Regions from separate parts of the Homo sapiens genome. Here region 1 is linked to region 2. Evidence: read pairs that join two places in POLR2A ChIA-PET (ENCODE). Cell type or tissue: OCI-LY7. All regions are shown on one strand.

Region 1 (2,500 bases), 190 kb after region 2:
ATTTTTTGAGATGATGTCTGGTTCTATTGCCCAGGCTGGAGTGCAGCAGCGGGATCTCGGCTCACTGCAACCTCCACCTCCAAGGCTCAAGGGATTCACAGCCTCCCAAGTAGCTGGGACTACAGGCACGCACCACCATGCCTGGCTGAGGCAGGAGAATTGCTTGAACCCGGGAGGCGGAGGTTGCAGAGAGCAGAGATTGAGCCATTGCACTCCAGCCTGGGTGACAGAGCCAGACCCTGAAGAAAGAAAGAAAGAAGGAAGGAAGGAAGGAAGGAAAGAAGGAAGGAAGGAAGGAAGCAAGGAAGGAAGGAAACATCAAGCCAAAGTGTAATGCTAGGCACAAAATATGCACTCAGTTAAATGACACCTATTATCCTATTATTATCATCATCATCACTAAGGTCAAAGGTAAAAAGACAAATGGCCTTACCTAAACAAAGCTTTGTGTTTTTATACTTTGCTGTGTTTTCCTACTTAAGTTGGTCTTACTAGAACCTATAATCTGAAGCGATAAGTTCTGGCACAGTAATATGATTATTATGAAGTTGTAACTCCATTGTCTAAGCTGGGGTCCTCTGTGAGGGGGTGTGGGGCAAGGAGGTAAGTCATCTTCAACTCACCCTGCTAATATTTTCTGCAGACAAAATCTGATTATGGCAAGTAAAGTTGCCTTAGATAAGTTGTATCACTTTTTCTCAAAAAAGGGCAATTGAGAGCCAAATAGAGATCTTCCTTTTTCTCTTTGTGAAATTTCCTTTGGTTGTCCTTTTTTGGATCTTTAGAGAGCTTGATGGAGGGATAAGAAAATAAGAATGAAGATCAATATGCAAGGTGTTGCCTCTTGAACTTCACTGCAATGAACTAGCTCAATTTAACCTCCCGTGTATACGTTCCCATATAAGACATTACTTTTACAATTCATCACTAAGGGAATGTGTCCTTTAAGGAACTGCTGTATTTTGTATGCCCATCTTTCTGCTAGCAGGAACTTAGGTGATAACTTCCTTTGTTCCCCTTTCTGCCTGGTTACAAGGAAGCTCAGAGTAAAATTTACTGCTCCGTCATAACAAAAACATATTTACTTTCTCTGGCTCCTCCTTTTGATACTGGTATTCTCCTTTCAAAATTGTTCATTATTGTAACCTGTCTCAACTCAACATCAGGGAGTAGTTTTTTTTTTTTTTTTTTTCAGTAAACTTGAACCACCTCTTAGCCTTCTCTCAATTACTAGGTGTGAGTTCAAAGAGGCCTTAGCAGCTATCTATTGCTTGACAAAAGTCACAAGGAAATTTCCACTGATGTCCATTCATTGCCCCATAATTTGTTCCAGCTGTTTGTTTCAGTTTTTGGAAGCCACTGGATCATGAAGGTTCAGGGACAATGTGGGAACAAGTAGTGTGATCATTACCGTAAATCTCCCACAAATCTTGATATAGGAAATAATTATCATTCTCATTGAATTATCCTCATAAAGGAAACTATACTCAGGCTAACATGGGGCCCATGAAGATAGCTTCTTTTGCACTGATTTGAAAAATGGGCACTTCTGGAAGAGATAACATATGAGTTAAGTCAGTGAATCACAGCTATTGTTCTGGAAATTATATTCAAATCTAGTCAGTCCAAATCTGAGAACTCTATTTGTGATGCAAATAAAAAAAATACTTCTACTTAGCAAACCAATGCAATTTTGCATATCATTCAGATTGGTTACCACTTTAAATCTTTTCTGATAGAGAGATAGAAGGGTAAACCATGCGTGAATTAACCACATCTGACGCTATTCATTTTCCTTCAACTGCAGGTAATTATCCTGCATAATTCTCCTATGCATAAATTAAAACTGCATGAATTAACAATGAGCTTGTTTTCCTACATTCAGTAATTAAGACAAAATTGATCAAGGGATACTTTACATGTGGGCACGGATCAGACAAAAGTCCTCACAAAAGAAAAGGAATGATTCCTTTTTTCTCTCAAGTTTGTTTTTTCTCCATTTTCCTCCCCTTTTGTGGGGTTGTTCAGATCTCTGAGGCGTCAATCGTTTGCAAGAGGAAGGAGAAGGCACGCCACTGATATGGCGTTATTTATCAGCATGCATTGCTTACTTGGAGAAAAAGTGCCCATTTCATTTCCTGATGATAGGGCATCTTTGCAGACACACAGCTTACCCAGCTGGAATAATGAACCTTTCAGATGGAGGATGTGAAAAATCTTCTTCTTGATTATAATAGAAGCCTGAAGAGTCTCATCAACGCCTTGGTATCAACTGAGAACCTCAGCCTACGTGGACAGTCTCTGTTTCGAGTTGCTAAGCCAAAAGATCTGGCAGCCACAACTCAGCTAAGTTATGTGGGAGAACTCGGGCTTTTTGAACATGCTACAAACTGGCAGTTGCTGTGGGAACTGTGGCTCTGAATTTGGAGTCTGTGTATTTACATCCACAGCCGCAGCACAGCCCAGACTCTGATGCCAGACGGCCTAGGTTTAAAACCAA
Region 2 (2,500 bases):
AATATACCATATGTAAAATGATACTGAATTGTACTTCCATACAATTCAAATATTAAATTATTAGTATGATCATAAGCATATCAAAAGCATGCTATTAGCTACTAAACAATAGGAATAAGGTTACTTCAGCCTTAAGGGGCTTATTATACTGCTGAAGAGGACAAGTACAGCCAAATATAAAACCCAACTTGCTTCAAATCCTTTCCCAGAATAAGATGTGGTTATCTGTAAAACTCCAATTTTTTTTTTTTTTTTGAGACGGAATTTCGCTCTTGTTGCCCAGGCTGGAGTGCAATGGCGCGATCTCGGCTCACTGCAACCTCCGCCTCCTGGGTTCAAGCGATTCTTCTGCCTCAGCCTCCCAAGTAGCTGGAATACAGGCATGCACCACCACGCCCAGCTAATTTTGTGTTTTTAGTAGAGATAGGACTTCTTTATGTTGGTCAGGATGGTCTCAAACTCCCGACCTCAGGTGATCCATCTGGCTTAGCCTCCCAAAGTGTTGGGATTACAGGCGTGAGCAACCGCGCCCGGCCCAAATTGGGTTCTTATCATCAAACCACTATAGGAGAAAAAAAAAAAAGTAACAGTAAGTAACACGGGAACATTATGATTTTGGATTGCGCCTTTAAAGATTAAGAGGATTTCCCCAGGACAAAGTAGTAATGGTAAGTAATCTGATAAACGCTGACTGGGCATGGTGGCTCAGACCTATAATCCCAGCACTTTGGGAGTCCAAAGCGGGAGGATCACTAGAGGCCAGGAGTTTGAGACCAGCCCGGGCAACACAGTGAGATCCTATCTCTACAAAAATAATTAGTTGGGCATGGGGTGCACACCTGTGGTCCCAGCTACTCATGAGGTTGAGGTGGGAGGATCACTTGGGCCTGGGAGTTCAAGGCTGCAGTGAGCCATGACTATGCCACTGCACTCCAGCCTGGATGACAGAGTAATACCCCATCTCACCATCTCAAAACAAAACAAAAAAAACAGCCATACTAGGAAACAGAACCAACACAAAAACAAATGTGTTAAAAACTGAAATACTATTCAAGTAACAAAGCTGCAATATGGTAAGCAACCAGGGTGGGTGCAAGAACCGGTAACCACACTGAAAAAAGGTTTGAGTGAGACTGAAAAAGGCCTTCCTTATAGTTCTTTAGCATTTCAATTCTATCATATTGAATATCCACTTATCTGAAAAGAAATGGTACACACACACACACACAAACACACACACACAACTTCTCATAAGCAGCATGAAAGAAGTAATTCCCACAGAAGTAACGAAATATTCTAACAGTCAGGGGAGGAGCTAACCTTGGCAGTAGCATTAATAATGAAGAGAAAAGAAGAGATACATTTTAGTAGTACCTCCCAGCACTTCACAGTACACTGAAGAACTCAGTATTTAAAAACAATCCTTATTCTGGTTCCGATTATATCCTCACTACCCATATATTCAGGTTTTACAGTGCTTCAAAAGGCCAGGCACGGTGACTCACACCTGTAATCTCAGCACTTTGGGAGGCTGAGGCAAGAGGATCACTTGAACCTAGGAGTTCAAGACCAGCCTGGGCAACAAAGTGAGACCCCATCTCTACAAAAAATTAATTAAATTTTAAAAATAAGTAAAGTGCTTTAAGAGTCAAAAAACAAAAAACAAAAAAAAGAGGCCTGCAAGTTAACATTTACCATTCCTTTTCTCATTTTCTTTGAGAAAGAACTGAGTGAGTTATATTTAAGGCCCCTCATATAGGATATTCACACATTTTAAATTACTTCAGAAAAGCAAATTAGTTCTTACAATATTAACCTACTTACTGCAGTTGAATTCTAAAGTCATTACCTACATCATACTGCTTACACTCAGTCCAGAATTTTAAGATTCTATAATTAATATAGGTAAATTTTCACAGTACAGGGTAGTGAGTTAAAAGCACAGTCAGTCCAGGCTTTTATCCTATTTAACTGCCTTGGGCCTTATTTACCTAATTTCTGTCTCAGTTTCTTCCTATCTACCCAGTTATTTTAAGGACTGAGATTAAATATATATAAAGTAAGAGAAAGTCTAAGGCCAAGTGTGGTGGCTCATACCCGTAATCCCACCACTTTGGGAGGCCAAGCCAGGCAGATCACTTGAGGTCAAGGACACCACCCTGGCCAACATAGCAAAACTCCGTCTCTACAAAAAAAATACAAAAATTAGCTGGGTGTCATAGCATGCGCCTATAATCCCAGCTACTCAAGAGGCTGAGGCACAAGAACGGCTCAAACCTGGGAGGCAGAGGTTGCAGTGAGCCAAGATCACGCCACCACACTCCAGCTTGGGCGACAGAGCAAGACCCTGTCTCAAAAAAAGGACGGGCATGGTGGCTCATACCTGTAATCCCAGCACTTTGGGAGGCCGAGGCGGGTGAATCACGAGGTCAAGAGATCGAGACCATCCCGGCCAACATGGTGAAAACCCGTCTCTACTAAAAATACAAAAATTAGCTGG

Evidence for each region. ChIA-PET counts read pairs that join two places held together with the same protein. Peaks named below come from ENCODE experiments on the same cell type or tissue, not always from the same donor. Only the 100,000 strongest peaks of a DNase experiment are listed, where the experiment ranks them.
Region 1: POLR2A ChIA-PET joins it to region 2 with 5 read pairs; 4 of 35 experiments call an interaction of 5 or more read pairs at or near these places.

Annotation. Positions count from the first base shown.
Region 1 is chr6:24,897,778-24,900,277 of GRCh38, forward strand. All of the region lies in intron 1 of RIPOR2 (RHO family interacting cell polarization regulator 2), which reads right to left. Among named protein-coding and RNA genes, the nearest start is that of RIPOR2, 37 kb to the right of the region's middle. In OCI-LY7, no CTCF peak of the experiment used is centred here; no DNase peak of the experiment used is centred here; H3K4me3 peaks cover 751 bases; H3K27ac peaks cover 1,616 bases.
Region 2 is chr6:24,710,028-24,712,527 of GRCh38, forward strand. The region is part of intron 3 of C6orf62 (chromosome 6 open reading frame 62); the gene reads right to left. Among named protein-coding and RNA genes, the nearest start is that of C6orf62, 7.9 kb to the right of the region's middle. In OCI-LY7, no CTCF peak of the experiment used is centred here; no DNase peak of the experiment used is centred here.